Regions from separate parts of the Homo sapiens genome. Here region 2 is linked to region 1. A link is an interaction called in ENCODE POLR2A ChIA-PET data of the cell type or tissue named here. Cell type or tissue: PC-3. All regions are shown on one strand. Links, peaks and the distances in the headings refer to the core of each region. The heading gives the core; the rest is flanking DNA. Region 1 overlaps BTD (biotinidase). Region 2 overlaps LOC107986064 (a long non-coding RNA gene).

Region 1 (8,336 bases), core at 30-8,029:
CTATAAAAATACAAAAAATTAGCTGGGCGTGGTGGCACGTGCCTGTAGTCCCAGCTACTCGGAAGGCTGAGGCAGGAGAATCGCTTGAACTCGGGAGGCAGAGCTTGCAGTGAGCCGAGATCATGCCATTGCACTCCTGCCCGGGCGACAGAGCAAGACTCCATCTCAAAAAAACAAAAGAATATCACAGCTCTCTGGCCGATCATTGATTCAGGATGGGCACGTGCCCTAAGCAAGAGCCCAGGTTGTTCATCTCTGAGACTTTAATTAGGGACTGTGTAAAAAGAGGAGCTTCTTCTCTAGAGCTGCTGAGAGGGGCAGATGAAGCCTAGAAGTCATGGCCATTGTTGCAACTACACGAGAGTCTGTCTGTGGGAGAAAATGATAAAGAAGAGTGCAGAGTAGAGTGTGATACTGTGTCCAGAGACACCATTTGAGCCCCTAGATTCAGCAATGGCTGAAGAGAATTTATTCTTAGACTCCCCAGTTACGAGTTAATATATTCTTTTTTTTTTTTGCTCAAACAAAAAGAAAAAGATGAAGAGAATGAGAAGGAAAATGAGAAGAAAAGTTATCTACAAAAAATTATATATGCATGATGCCTAGAGTTCATATATTGGTAATTTCATTTTTAACGGTGCAGCTGTTATTCAGATTTTTGTTTTACTTCAGTACTGAACACAAAAATAAAAAAACTTTCCAAACGGAAATAATGTTTCGTTGTGTTTTTTCTCAGCCTGTCTGAGAAACATTCTAAACATTCTTTGTGACTACCTATTCATTCATTCATTCATTCAGCAGTCAGCAAGCATAGAGCAGATTTTGTAAGCCAAGACAGTGCCATGCTGAACGCTGCAGAGACAAAAGATGAATAGGACACTGGCTCTGGTCTTAGAGGGTGGGTCTCCGTGGAGTCACGATAAAGATGCAAATCCAAGACTCAGCACATATTTGCATGTGGGCAATTCATTAATATCTCTCTGTCAGTTTTCCCCATCTGTAAAATAGCTGTAGCAAACCTTCTTTAGGGCTCATGGCAGTTAAGGGAGACCATTTATGTGCATCCAGCACAGAGCTGTCACTCACTACTAGGTGGCTACTCTAGGCATGGCTCATGTTCCGGCAGAGGGAACTCAGATAAATAGTTCAATGAGAAAGGGCTCTGTGAACTGGGAATGGGAAACACCAGTTCAAAAAGTGGAAGAGTCACAAGCTGTGATGAGAGAGTAGACCTTGAAGGATGGATGAGTGTTCATCAGAAGACGCCATTTCAAGCAGACAACAGTACAGGGGCCAGACTGTGCTCAGCACACTGGAGGAGCTTAAAGAAGTAGCTATGGCTGGACCAGAAACCCAGGTTCACAGTAAGGGCCATCATGTGAGCTCAGAGGTCAGGCGGAGCTGAGGCTGTGCAGAATGTGAACTTTGGCCTGAGGAACAGCAACTGTTGGGAGGTGAGAAACGGGAGAGCTGTGATTTGGATTGAGCAGAGTGGCAGCCCACCTGCAGGATGGTACCCAATGAGGTTCACCTCTGGGCATCTAACACCCTCTGTCTCTTTCCATAGGGAGCAGGGCTGACCTGTGTAACTCAATAAGATGGTGCCAAATGATGCAGTGTGACTTCTGAGACTAGTTAATAAAAGACATCATGGCTCCACCTGTGCTCTCTTGGATCATTTGCTTCAGGGGAAGCCAGGGGCCACATCATGAGGACACTCAGCTATCCCTATGGAAAGACCCAAGTGGTGAGGAGCTGAGACCTTTTGCTAGCAGCCAGCACCAACGTGCCAGCTGTGTGAATGGGCCATTTTGCAAGTGATCCTCTGTATTTGTTTCCTAGGTCTGCCATATCAAAGTACCCTGAACTGGGTGGCTTCAAACAACAGAAACTTATTGTCTCATAGTTGTGGAAGCTGGAAATCCAAAATCAAGGTGTTGGCAGAGCCATGCTTCTTCTGAAACCTGCAGGGGTGGGTTGTGTGTGGGGAGTTGTTTCTTGCCTCTTCTAATTTCTGGTGTTTGTTGGCAAGCAATTTCTGGTGTGCCTTGTCTAGTAGAGGCATCCCTGTGATCTCTGCCCCTGTTGTCACATGGTCATCTTCTCCCTGTGTGTGTGTCTTCTCCTCTTCTGATAAGGACATGTCATATTGGATTAAGGGCCCAGTTACTCTAGTGTGATCTCATTTTAACTTATATCTTCATTGCATCTGCAAAGACCCTATTTCCAAATAAGGCCACATTCTGAGCTATTGGGGGTTAGGACTACAACGTATCTTTTTTGGGGAAGACGCAATTTAATCAATAATATTCTCCAAATCCAGTGAGGCCTTCAACCGGCTGCAGCCTTGGTTGATATCTTCACTGTCACCTCGGCTGACATCTTGACTGTAGCCTCATGAGAGACCCGCTTTCCTGCCCCACAGAACTGGGTGAACTAACAATGTCCATGCTTGTTTTATGCCATTAAGTTTTGGGGCACTTTGTTATGTGGGAATAGGTAACTAACATTCAAAGGGAGGTTAGGGAATGAAAGACTGAAGCCAGGAGACCAGGACCTTTCTCTGGCCTGAGAAGGAACATGGCCTCCCAAGCAGTCCCACTCACAGATCTTCAGGCCACATCAGCTCTTGTCTCAAATCTAGGCCTTTGTGCACAAAACATTTCATACTTTTATGCCTATTTTGTCCTATATAAATCCACTTTGTTGAGAAATTGTTCTTTGAGTGGTCATTTCACTTGAGCGGTTCTGAGTTTCATTGAGAATCAAGAGCGGCCGACTCACCATCGGTCCTCTCTGAGGAGATCTTCTGTGCAGGGACACCTCCTGGGCTACTAGCCAGTGCTCTGATTGGCTGGCCTTGGGCTGGGTGCCTCCTCCTGGTTCAATATACCATGGCTGGGGGGTGGGGGCACAGGTACCAAGCAGGGCCACCTGTGGGGAAAAGTGGCCTGGGTGGGTTTCCCTCAGCAGGGGCTCTGGACAGGCCTGTGTCTTGAGAGCAGACATGGTGGGCTCTGGGACTTGGCAGTCTGTGAGGAGGCCTGGTTTTTTCCTCTCTAAGAACAGGGCTTTTAAATCCAGTGTGAATACAGCTCACTGTGCCTCTCACTTCCCGTGTGAGAAAAACCACAGAAAAGCACAGCTGCACCTACATGAGAAACCACGCAAACCAAGCCACTTCCCCCAAGTCTGGTTTAGCCAAAAATGCATTTGATTTCCTGTCTCCATGTTGTGGTCAAGATTGCCATTTGCTTCCTGAGTTTCAGGATCACAATCGACAAAAACATAATCACAACCATTAGTCATAGATATATTTTTTCCCTGAAAATGATTTATTTTCCCGTCCTCTACTTTGTTCTGTCATCTGGCAGCTACTTCTTTTAATTGTAAAAATTACTTTGTTCTACCACCATTAGTTGCTTTTCCCCTCATTTCTACTTCACGAGCAATTCATTCTAAATTGTTGGTAGAAAATAACTCAGGGAAAGTTCGTGGTGCTCTGCCCAGAAGGGCAGAATGAGGATCCTGCAGGTGCTGATTAGATGTTTACTGGGTGAAGTAGTTCTGCCAAGTCTGTATTTAGCGCTGGCCTCTCTTTCTCAGGCTTATTTGAATCATCTTGGCATAAGGCAATGATATGCATTTTTAGGTAATTTCTGTCTCCCTGGGGTTTGAGGCAGGGAAGCAGACTGGGCGGTGGGTAGCCACATCTGGGGCCGCTTCTGGACTGCCAGCTCACGCCTGGTGGGAGCTGCGCTGGGCGAGAAAGCGAACTCCGTCATCTGGTGGGAGAGGTCCTGCTCCCCTTCCAGAGGGACTTCCTAGGGCGTGGGGAACCCAAGGCTTGCTCAGGAATTCCAAGTCCTTGCTGCTTATTCCCTGAAGACTTGACTCATCCCAGACCTTTCCGAGGGATCAGTGAGTCAGCAGGGGCTGGTGCTGGCTCTGCTTTTTCCCACATGGTTTATTCAACATGCATTCTATGAATAAAAAACCGAGGCCCAAGGTCTCCCCAGTGAGGAGTTAATGGTGAGGCCATGCATGGAAACCCCATCAGTCTGACTGCAGAATCCACATTGTTAATTGTCCTGCCTAAAAGCCAGAAAAGGATCTGGAGGCCTACACCGTGGGGGAATAGGGAGATCATTTCATTTTTCTTGCTTTATAAAATCGTGTGATGTTTAAGCATATACTGTTTAAAATAACTAAAAAGGAGTTCAAACTAAATGGCCACATTTAAGAGGCAAATCACTGAAGACTAATTATCCATTCTGTACTTAAAAAATGATCTGAAACAGCTACTAGGCATGCAGTCAAAATCCTTTTTTAAATGGCTTTGAAATATTGGACACAAATTACACAGAAATCAGTGGCCTAAAAATGTCTTCACCATATTGAGTCTGATAATTTTGCATCTGGAATTCCTAACATGGGAAGCTCCTGCTCTGTGCCTGTTGGGTGATTGAATAAATGCATGACTAAAGTGGGCCACCCTTCATGCCCTTCACGGCAGTCCCTGCAACTTATCTCTATGGGGTGCCAGGCATCGCTGCAAAGCAACGAGATCCTCTATAGGGCTCCAGATCAAATTATACCAGCATCAATCCATCCTGCACAGTCGGGCAACGTGCCCAACTCTTGCCCAAAGCTACCGTGATTTATTAAGGTCCCTGGAATCCCTGGATGAGCTGTGTCGTACAGAAAGAATTCTATTACTCATACCTTCCCATGGCTGCCCCCGTCTCAACATTTCCAGTCCCCACCCGCCCTTCACCCCGAAGCGTTGCACTCTCTCCAGTTATTCCAGGTCCTGCCTACACATTCCATTTACTGACAGAAAATTCCATTACTGGCAGATGTGAGGAACGCTTCTTTTCTATTTTTAAAAGCCGCTTTAAGGTCTACGTTTCTGACGTTGCTGGTGGCGCTAGCATTGCCATTTCATCTGGCTAGAGTTCTGGTCGACCAGAATGGGAAGGTTCCCCACAAGGGCCATTTCTAATTGAGCTTTTGCTTTGAGAGCTTGTTTCTTACCTCAGGAAATGTTTAAGGCTTATGAAATATTTACATGTCCTGGGTGTCACTTGATCAACAAGATAAAAAAAAAAAAAAAAACCCCAAGCCACTGCTTTGTGGATGTGTAAAATATAAACTGACATTTATTTTTGTTTTAGCTTGAGACCAATCGCATACTGAGAGATTTGTTAGAGGAAGATGTGGCTTGAAAAAGATAAATGTGAACAGAAAATACCCCCTAATGTCTCGATGATTGAGGTTTAAGAGGAAGACACTGAGGGAATCTGCCTCTCCTACTTTTTCCACAGTTCCCAGGGTGGAATCTGGTGCCACAGAAGTGGGCTCCTGCCCTTAAGGCAGAAAGATGGTCCCAGGGCTTGTAGCCTGTGGAAGTGCAAGGCTGTCAACATGATGGCCAGAGTCCGCCCCACAGACCACACACTTTTCCTAGTCCCTCTCATACAAGCGCCCATAGAGAGCCGCCGTCACCAGCCCAGAGGACAGCCTACTTTTCCTCAGGAAATAGTGGTCATTCTCCCAGCCAAGCTGGTCAGGGACTTCTAGGGTCATCCCTGAGGTCAGAAACAAAGGAAAGATATAGGAAGTACTGAAGTTGCCCCACAGGTGAAACTCAAATATCCCCGTGGCCTCTGTGATTTCCTGTCCACAGGTGTCGAAGCCAAGACCCCCACACCTGACCAGGGCACACACTTGGATGTAGTAAGTGCCATGTACTGTGTGAAGCCCATCAAAGACCCCCAGGGCATACAGCTCTTTGGATAAGGTGGGCCTCTCGTAAAGTAAATAACAGCAGAGGCCATTGGAACAGACGTGGAGATAGCCTTCCTTTCCCCAGACAGGGACCAGGGTGAAATTGTCATACATCATCTCAGAGTGAAATGTGGGAGGAGCATTCACGTTCCACTTGGTGGCCTCATCACAGTGGACTTCCTGAGCATCCTTCTCACAGTACGGATCGCCTGACAAAATTTTTAAAAACTTACTATGGGATGGGTCCGTTTCACCTGTTGCATTCTCTGCACCAATGAGACCCACTGGATTTTTGGCCACCTGGGCAATTATAAGGTGACTTTTGGGATTTTCCATGTCATGGTACCAAAAGGACTCCAGAGGGGTGTGTATGCCACTTCCTGTCATCCCCAGAACTGGGTGGTGGACATTAGCTGCCAGAACGTTGATGCCAAAGGCAACAGCAAAAGCTTTCTGAATCTCAATTGCTGCCAAGAGTGGGAGCTGGTTCATCCAGGCAGTTGGGTACACAACATGCTTCACCTTGTAGTCTCTGAGGACTCTGATGGCAGGGTCAAAGAACAATATATCAAAGCATGTGAAGATGCCAAACCTGCCAGCAAAGGGGGTATCAAAGGTGATGAGATCCACTTTAAGAGGAACATCGAATGCTGCCTCAAAGTAGAGGTTGTGTTTACGGTAGCGGTCAACAAGGGTTCCATTATTGCTGAACACGACATTTGTGTTGAACTGGTATCTCCCATCTTTTGGGCACCTTGGGTCACTGCTATGACAAGGCTCCTTTGTCCCAAGATTGGCCACCAAGAACATATCTCCCCTGATGGCCATACAACTCAGGCGCTGGAGCACCTAGAGGAAAAAAAGGTGTAAATAAATGAGGTTTTTGCCTGTAATCCCAGCACTGTGGGAGGCTGAGGCGGGTGGATCATGAGGTCAGGAGATTGAGACCACCCTGGCTAACACGGTGAAACCCCATCTCAACTAAAAATACAAAAAATTAGCCGGGCGTGGTGGTGGATGCCTGTAGTCCCAGCTACTCGGGAGGCTGAGGCAGGAGAATGGCGTGAACCCAGTAGGCGGAGCTTGCAGTGAGCCGAGATCGCGCCACTGCACTCCAGCCTGGGCGACAGAGCAAGACTCCGTCTCAAAATAAATAAATAAATAAATAAATAAATAAATAAATAAATAAATAAATTAAATAAATGAGTTTTTAAAATCCTTCCTTTTGCTTCCTCTTCTTTTTTTTTTCTTTCTTTTCTTTTTTTTTTTTTTCAGAGACAGGGTCTTGTTACATTGCCCAGGCTGGACTCAAACTCCTGGCCTCAAGCAATCCTCTCGTCTCAGCCTCCTAAGAAGCTGGGACTACAGGTGTGCACCATTGTACTTGGCTCTCACAATTTTTAAATATAAAAGTACTTATATTTATCCATAATAAACAGCTATCATAAATCAATAAGAAAAAAGCAACCACTACTGAAAATGTGCAAAGGATATAAACAGGTGATTCACAGAAGGACAAAGAAAAGTGACCCACAAACATCTCAAAAGATGCTCAATCTCATTAGTGAGAGAGAAGTGCAAATTACAACAATGAAATAGCTATCATTTCTCACCTTCATAAGACTGGCAAAAATTCAAAAGATTCTTCTTTTTCTTTTTTTTTTGAGGCAGGGTCTGGCTCTGTCGCCCAGGCTGGAGTGCAGTGGCACAATCTTGGCTCACTGCAACTTCCGCCTCCCAGGCTCAAGCCATCCTCCTATCTCAGCCTTCTGAGTGGCTGGGACTACAGGCATGCACCACCACACCCAGCTAATTTTTGTATTTATTGTAGAGACGAGGTTTCACCATGTTGGCCAGGCTGGTCTTGAACTCATGAGCTCAAGCTATCCACCAGCCTTGGCCTCCCAGAATGCTGGGATTACAGATGTGAAGCACTGTGCCCAGGCTCAAAAGATTATTCTATCTTGCATTGACCAAAGGATGGAAAAAGAGGCACTCATACTGTATGACTGGGGCTGTAAAGTGAAATCAAAGTTTTTTAAGCGGGAAATTTGGTACTCTTTAATATAATTTAAAATGTACATATCCTTTGAGGGATTCCATTTCTTTATTTTATTTTATTTTTTTTTTTTTTTTTGAGGCAGAGTTTTGCTCCTGTTGTCCAGGCTGGAATGCAGTGGCGCGATCTTTCTCACCGCAACTCCTGCCTCCCAGGTTCAAGTGATTCTCCTGCCTCAGCCTCCCAAGTAGCTGGGATTACAGGTGTGAGCCACCACACCTGGCCTGAGGGATTTCATTTCTAAAAATTTTATTTTACAGAAAAACTTGAACATGTTTACAAAAATATAATAGCAAAAATTTAAAATGAATAAGCATATAGTATGCTTAAAAAGAGGATGTCAAGGCCAGGCACAGTGGCTCATGCCTGTAATCCCAGCACTTTGGCAGGCCGAGGTAGACAGATCACAAGGTCAGGAGATCGAGACCATCCTGGCTAACATGGTGAAACCCCATCTCTACTAAAAATACACACACAAAAAAAATTA
Region 2 (8,336 bases), core at 56-8,055, 250 kb before region 1:
TAAGTGTTCTGAGGGCAAATTTCTATATACGTTTCTGAAGACTTTTGCCTATCCTTTTAAAACCTAATGGACTGCCGGGCACGGTGGCTCATGCCTGTAATCCCAGCAGTTTGGGAGGCTGAGGTAGGCAGATCACTTGAGGCCGGAGTTCGAGACTAACCTGGCCAACATGACGAAACCCTGTCTCTACTAAAAATACAAAAATTAGCCAGGTGTGGTCGTGCACACCTGTAATTCCAGCTACTTGGGAGGCTGAGGCAGAAGACTTGCTTGAACCTGGGAGGCAAGGTTGCAGTGAACTGAAATCGTGCCACTGCACTCCAACCTGGGTGGCAGAGCAAGACTTTGTCTCAAAAAACAAAACAAAACAAAACCTAAAAACCTAATGGACTAATTGACTCATGCTCTTAAATTTACATCATCTTTGATAAGCTTCTTTTTAGCATATTAGGTAGCCCATTTATATAAATACAGTATTTGAAATTATTTCTGTGTCCTCAGAACAGATCCAGTTTTATACCAACCACTTCTATTTACCATATCCTCAATCTTGCGGGAACAAGATTGAGACTGGTTGCACTGTGTCCTTGCCTTGTTCACTCTTTCTCTGCTTCCACAAGCCACCCTGAATGATAATTGAGTGTCACACCTCTTTGGAGTTATAAAAGCTGTGTGCCCTGAAGAGGACTCTCCAGGGAGTTGATAAGAAAGTACCTGCCTCACCTACCACTCTCTTCTGAGGAAAATGTCCCCAAGGTGTTCTTTCAGCAAAACGCTCCTGTGGCTCCTGCCATGTGATTTGAATGACCCCACATGGATATCCTGACTCCACTTTGATAGGAACAGGGGTCAATGGCTGAGCTAAAGACAATTAAGTGGAAATGGGTCAGCTGCCTTTGAGGTGGCCTGGAGTAAAGCTCTACCCGTTAGAGGATTTTTGTTGTGCATGGTGGCATCAGGCCGATCAAATTATCCTTTGGAAAGGATAAATGCCAGAACCACAAGGGCAGGTAGGGCACTGGAGCCCAAACTGAATGTGACCAATGAGGGACTTGGAAACGCTGGGCACCAGAAATGGTGAGATGTCTCAGGTGTCCATGTATCTTCCCAGGAAATCTCTATGCTTCAGGTTGGGTTCTTTGAAATAGGCACTGAAATGAGGAGTAATGTGCAAAGCAATAATTAAAGAAGTGTTCCCAGAAGCTGGGTTGGAAGTGGGGGAAGGAAGACAGGGAAGGGAGAAAACCAAGTATGGTGTGATTTCAGGCAGTCCAACAGAGAGAGGCTGGGGTGGTTTCCACCAGATATGGCTAGAAGGGAGTATAAGTTACACACCAGAGGTAGTCCCAACTCTAGGTAAGGGAGGTCATACAGCAGTTACTGTAACTATAGTAGTTACCTATAGTAGGTCAAACAGTTCCAGTAACCCAAGGAGAGTTCTCATAAGAAGAGTTACAGGTACAGACCTGTAACTCTTGAAGGCAAAAAAGCACACTGCAACTGGGGAGGAGTAACCAGAAACTGTAAAGAGATTTGAGAATTCTCAAAGTGCATCAACATTATCCACTGTGCTCCATCACGGAAGGACACTTGAGTGTGTCTCTTCCCTGCAGCCTGAAATGTGTGTCTGGGTCAGCATGTTCTAGTCCTTCTTCCATTTATTTAAGTTTTCAGACTGTTCACAGAGTTTCCTCTTGTGGCCCTGTAAGTTCAGGAGAACCCAGGTGGGAAGGGATCCATTCCTTCTACCCAGCTGTAAATGGAGACATTCTACCTTTCTTTGTTTACATATTGTGCTTCCATGTGTGCTTTGGCTTAAAAACAGGTCTCCACAACTAAAGAAAGCCTTGAAAACTACCGTGATTGACCATGGTAAATGGACATATTAGTTTTTTATTGCTGCATAACAAATTACCAAAAACTTAGAGGCTCAAAACAATACTCATTATCTCACAGTTTCCATAGTTCAGAAGTCCAGATTCAGCTTAGCTGTGCCCTCTGCTCTGGGTCTCAAAAGGCTGCAATCCAGATGTTGGTCAAGGCTGTGGGCTCATCAGAGGCTAGACTGGGGAAAGAACTTCCAAGCTTCTTCATGTCATTGGCAGAATTCATCTCCTTGTGGTTGTAGGACTGAGGCCCTGTTTTGTTGCTGGATGTCAGTTGGGGGCCACTCTCAGCAAATATAGGCCACCTGCAGTTCCTTGCCATTGGCCCCCTCCATAGGCCCTCTCATGATGTGGCAGCTTACTTCTTCAAGGGAGCAATGTAAAGAGTCTTTCTAATGCATGCTAGCTACACAGAGTTATATATCAATACAATAATGTAATGATGAAAATGACTTTCCATCACTTTCCCACCACATTTTATATTGGTTAGAAGCAAGTTCTTGGTCCCACCCACACTAAGAGGAAGGGATTATAGAGTCATGAAAATGAAACCACACTAGGGTCTAGTCTGTCTACCACAATGATTATGGAGGGAGGACTTTTAACAGGAGACATCGTGGCCTCCGAATTCTTTCATTCATACCATGCTGGTCTTAAGCAAGCAAGGTCTTTCCTGTGCCTACACTGAACCCTTTTGATCTATTGCCTTGCTTTCTGACTTGTCATGTTGTGTGAATTTTGACACCTTCTCATTTGTCTCCTAACCACTGGTTCAGGCTGGGCTCTCTCTGGCTAATTATGTAATTTTGCCCTACCTCAGCATTCTTATAGCTGTTGCCTATGGTCCCAAACTGATAACTTTTGTTTCAGTTAATTTCCTACCTCAGTTTTCCTGTATCTGTGTTTGATCATAATTTTCATTTATTTGAAATCAATTTAAATAGCCATATGTAGCAAGTGACTACCACAGCAGACAGTATAAATCAAGGCCTTTCCAGTTTAAAAATAAGCAAACGGAGCTTCTAGATTGCACAGCTAGTTAATAACACAACTGCAACTGAAAGCTTTGTCTCTTCTCTTTTTCATTTTCCATTCTATTAATTCAAATTGAAGAAATCTGCATAAGTGATTTTCCCAGATATTTCAAATTTGCCACTTTGTTTGTTTGTTTGTTTGTTTATTTATTGAGATGGAGTCTAGCTCTGTCGCCCAGGCTGGAGTGCAGTGGCGTGATCTTGGCTCACTGTAACCTCCACCTCCTGGGTTCAAGCAATTCTCTTGTCTCAGCCTCCCGAGCAGTTGGGATTACAGGCACCTGCACCACACCCAGCTAATTTTTTTGCATTTTTAGGAGAGACGGGGTTTCATTGTGTTGGCCAGGCTGGTCTCGAACTCCTGACCTCGTGATCTGCCCGCCTCAGCCTCTCAAAGTGCTGGGATTACAAGTGTGAGCCATCGCGTCTGGACAAATTTGCCACTTTAAATGTCCATACCTGGCTAGATGCAGTGGCTCATGCCTGTAATCCCAACACTTTAGGAGACAAAGGCAGGAAGACCACTTGAGGCCTGCAGTTTGAGACCAGCCTGGGCAACATAGTGAGACCCCATCCATAAACAATTTTTAAAAATAGCCAGGCATGGTGGTGCACATGTGTAGTCCCAACTACTCAGGAGGTGGAGGTGGGAGGATTGCTTGAGCCCAGGAAGTAGAGGCTGCACTGAGCTATGATCGTGCCACTGTACTCCAGCCTGGGTGACAGAGCAAGGCCATATCTCTAAAATAAAAAGTAAAAATAAGTAAATAAATAAATAATAAATGCCCATACTTAATCATTAAAGAATGTAAAGTTTTCTAAAAGATATTACACACTTATCTACCTTAGAAAAAAGCCATGTGGGCATCACTGTAGACTTCTCTTAACGGCACAAGGTTGCAATTGTGAACTTTATCATTCTGGGTTACAGTAATGATGCCCTTAAAACAGGACCTGGTGGGCTCATGGGGCAATCTTCCCCATACTGGCATCTCTACAGCTGGCGTGTGATTTGGCTGCTGCTTCTCTCTCACATCTTGATGTGGTAGCTTCTGACACCATCCCTGGTCCCTTCACTACCTCAGCAATGAAACAAATACAGGAATTTGACCCATCATTGGCCTTTGCTTCACCCACTATTTCAAACCATTAGGCCTAAGGGATTGGGTGTTCACAATGAGTCAGGTACACAGAGTTTTGTGCAAATTTTTCCATAATGCACAGGCTTTTTTCTTATAGGTTTATAATGATGCAAGTCTCATAAAAGCTGATTGCTGGATACATGGTATGGTATCTTATGTTACGTTGTGCCACTCTTTGTGATGTCCAGGGTACCAGGGCAGGGTAGGATTGTGTGCAAAATATTTTCAGAAATGAGACCGCAATTAGGTATGAATTATTTTAAATTAGTTTTCTGAGCTGTTTCTCCTTAGTATAGTCGCAGGTCATGAAATATGAACAGTCTCATGAGTCTTTTAAAAATATTAAAAAACCAAAGTGAATTTTAAGAGCACTAAAAAATAAGATAAAATAAAATACATTCACTTCAGTAACTCTCATAAACAGAGGCCAGACTCACAGTGACTATATCTATCCAAAACATATCTGAGTGCATGGGAGCCAGAAAAGGGCTCAAAACAAGGGGAGATAGTTGTCACAAAGCCCATGCATTAGAGCCCATCACCTGTAACCAAGCGAAAGGAGACATTGATGGCTTTAAGCCTATGTCTCATGCTCCATGCCTGGAGCTGAAACTGAAGGTGAGTGAAAAGGGTGGTGAAGAAGGAAATCCAGGTTCTGCTACCAAATCCTGAACCACCAAAAGCCAGTAAATGAAATGTACTCTGTTCGCCACCTCTGGAGAAAATATAACCCATTTTAGAAAAATTTCCCTTACACAACTAAAATGTTCAGGGTTTTGGCATTTACAAGGTAGCTTTCAGTTACCTGGAAAAATTATTTATGTAAAATCACCACTGCCAGACAGGTGTTTCTGTATTTTTACTCACCCTTCTGGAACAGCTTGAGGATTTGCTCCAGGAAAGCACTCATTTTGCCTGTACGCTGCTTTAGAAAATAACTTCACTAAACACGTTCGTCGTTCCATTAGTTATTTATAGTCGAGTTTTGATTATCCACTAGGCAGGTTCCTGGCTCAGTTTTCAGCCCTCTGTTTGCCTTTCTCACCTCCCACTGACACACACTTGCTGCAGCTTGTAGCAACTTAGAATTTCCCCTGAGTCACAGCTCCCCTTCCCCCAGTTCCAGCACAGCTGCTCCCCCATCCCCACCAAAAGATGTCTACAAACCAAAACAACATTTACCTATTGCTTCCCCAACCTTTCCCAAGAATGGTACAAGGTTGCCAGAAAGAACTCGGCAGTGGAATAAATAAGGCCACCACTGGGTATCAGGCAGAGAGCCCCAGAGCTCAGGTGTTCCTGCAGCCTGAATGTTGGGGAGGGGTCACCAGCCAGGGCAGGACAGGGATATTCAATAGCTTCCCATCTCTTTTCACAGTGTGGCATCATTTTGTTGTTTGAAGTGTTATGTATTCCTAGACATGTGACTCACCTTCCAGTCCTCAAGTTCCAGATGAGCACAAAAACACATTCCTGGCCAAGCACAGTGGCTCATGCCTGTAATCCCAGCACTTTGGGAGGCCGAGGCTGGCAGATTTCCCGAGGTCAGGAGTTCGAGACCAGCCTGACTAACATGGTGAAACCCCAACTCTACTAAAAATTCAAAAATTAGCCAGGCATGGTGGCCCACGCCTGTAATCCCAGCTACTCAGGAGGCTGAGTCAGGAGAATGGCTTGAACCTAGGAAGCGGAGGCTGCAGTGAGCCAAGATCATGCCACTGCACTCCAGCCTGGGTGACAGAGCAAGATTCCATCTCAAAAAAAAATACAATACAATAAATAAATGAAACACATTTCTAACTCCCATCAGAATTTTTTCCCCAACTTTTCTGCACTTTGAACATCAGTGAAAGTGGCACTAGCACTTTTTTGTGCTGTGGGATTTCTTCTAGGTCTCCTAATTCCACAGATATGGCAGTTTCTATGCTAGCTTATAGTGGTACTCAGCCTTGGAATTCTGATGCCTGCGCCTCAGCTCAGAGATTGTTTTTCTAGTCTGAGATGAAGCCTGAGCACTGGAATTTTGAAATGCTCCCTAAGTCATTGTAACATGTAGCCAATGTTGAGAACCACTGGCTTGGAACCTCACTTGGTTAATAATGACTGTAAGTATGACTCTTAACTTGGACAGCTGTGGCTCCACTGATTTAGAATAAATGTTTAAATAGGAAAGGGAGGAAATGTGCATACACATAGACCAATTCAGAAGTTATTGTGCATTGCCAAGGTCAACATTTCATTCACTCCTTCACTTAACAAATATTTATTGAGGGTTGCTACTAGGATGGGAGAATGCAAAAATGCATAATGAATTTACTGCCCTCAAGGATATACATTCCCTGGAAGAGCACTCAGACATGTTCTCTAGACTCCTACAGTCCCCCACAGGCACGGTCAACTCTAGCCCTTCCTTCTTCCTCATTCATCCCTAGTTAGTATCTCATAATTCCCCAACATTTGCATATAATTTTACTGAACATGCATAATCCTGATGCCTGTAGTCTCTGGTTGCTCTATAGAGTGCAACTGCTTGAATTATGACAGTTATCTCTGTTAATAAAGTTCACATTTTTCCTGCAGAGTTATAAATATATATGCAGCTTGCATATTCAAGAAAGCACGTGGGAGGAAATGCTGAGCTGTGGGGCCCTTCTAGAACAGAAGCCACTCCCTGGCACCTGCACATACATAACTATCCTGATACCCTCCAAAAAGGCTTGTCCTTGTGGCTTTCTTATACAAAGGATTTAGTCTAAGCAGTCCTGGTGAGAAAATCAGATATTAGCACCTTTGACATCTGCATTCTGTTTTTTGGGCCCCCAAATGGACTCACAGTCATCAGCTTTCCTTTTCCCAGGGAAAAACTGGTCCTGCAGTCTCTGAGGAAACTGAAATGGAATTAACTGGGATGTAAAGTGGCAGCCAAATGAGATCAGGAAGATCAGCAGCAGAGAGAAGGGATGGCTGATCTTGTAAACTTGAGTCACGCAAATAAATTCATTAAATCTAGGATCTGCTGGGGTGCTGGCAAGGCATATATAAAAGCAGCAGACCAATAAATCTGTTCTGTTATCTGAAGAAGAGCTAATAGAGGAATTTTCTAAAAGAAGCCTTTTTACAGAATACAATAATACCATAAATTATCAATCAGCTGACTTTAGTTTTACAGTTTAGCCTGAAACCTGAACAACTTGCAGGAGTTTGTACCTTGTGGGTAATAATAGGTATGCATGGTCAATGTAATACAGCATATTTCTTTCTTTCTTTTTTTTTTTTTTTTGAGATGGAGTCTTGCTCCGTCGCCAGGTGGAGTACAATGGCACAATCTTGGCTCACTGCAACCTCTACCTCCCGGGTTCAAGCAATTCTCCTGCCTCAGCCTCCCGAGTAGCTGGGATTACAGGCGCATGCCACCACACCCAGCTAATTTTTGTAATTTTAGTAGAGATGGGGTTTCACCATGTTGGCCAGGATGGTCTCAATCTATTGACCTCATGATCCACTCGCCTTGGCCTCCCAAAGTGCTAGGATTACAGGGGTGAGCCACCATGCCCAGCCATATACAGCATATTTCTTTAAACTATATAGCTAGCTACTTTGGTAACATATATATTTATTTACAAATAAAATGATGATTATATTGTTATATAGTATGCAGTAGGCTCTGCTGCTTGTTTAACCAACAGCTTTTTCTTTGTTTTCCTTACTAGTCAAGCCCTGAATTGGGTGGGTTTCAACCCTTCCCCATGTGACACAGGTGAGAGTGCCACACTCTACCTTCAGGATCAAAGGTAAATTGTGATGGGCCTAAGGTAATCCCAGTGGCCTGTTCCCCTTGCTGGGGCTGGTTTAGAGGTGAGTATGCTGAATTTTTCTGCTGCCAGCAAAGTACTACCACCAGGCGTCCTAGAATCACCATCTCTGTCTCGTTCCAGGTTATTACTCATGAGAACAGAGGCAAGATTTGGAAAGAGAAGGACATTATTCCTCTGGATATGGTTATAGCTGTATAGCAGGGCAAATGAGAAATTCCTAGTAGTTTCCTGGCACAAACTTCAGGAAATATTAATATGCACCTAGGTGTTCCAGGCTAAGATCTTTGAGGGTCAGCAACTCTGACATTCAAGAATAGAGCTTTTGAACCTTATCCTCATATTCTACTCTCTGAGCAGTAGTGTATGCCATTAATTCTATATAAAGAATTAGGGGCCCTTTTACATCCAGAATGCATAGAGTCATTTTAGTTTTTCATCCTGAACTCTGACTGCTACAGT

The links. Peaks named below come from ENCODE experiments on the same cell type or tissue, not always from the same donor. Only the 100,000 strongest peaks of a DNase experiment are listed, where the experiment ranks them.
Region 2: POLR2A ChIA-PET joins it to region 1 with 7 read pairs; 2 of 35 experiments call an interaction of 5 or more read pairs at or near these places.

The regions. Positions count from the first base shown.
Region 1 is chr3:15,642,619-15,650,954 of GRCh38, reverse strand. It overlaps BTD (biotinidase), which reads right to left. Exons shown (of 4, transcript NM_001370658.1): 4 at 1-6,639. The coding sequence ends at 5,467. Among named protein-coding and RNA genes, the nearest start is that of BTD, 45 kb to the right of the region's middle. RefSeq lists a silencer at 3,019-3,313 and an enhancer at 3,740-4,273. In PC-3, for the core only: no CTCF peak of the experiment used is centred there; DNase peaks (open chromatin) are centred at 3,174, 3,884 and 4,704; H3K4me3 peaks cover 2,419 bases; H3K27ac peaks cover 4,245 bases.
Region 2 is chr3:15,890,879-15,899,214 of GRCh38, reverse strand. The region is part of intron 2 of LOC107986064 (a long non-coding RNA gene); the gene reads right to left. Among named protein-coding and RNA genes, the nearest start is that of MIR563, 21 kb to the right of the region's middle. In PC-3, for the core only: no CTCF peak of the experiment used is centred there; no DNase peak of the experiment used is centred there.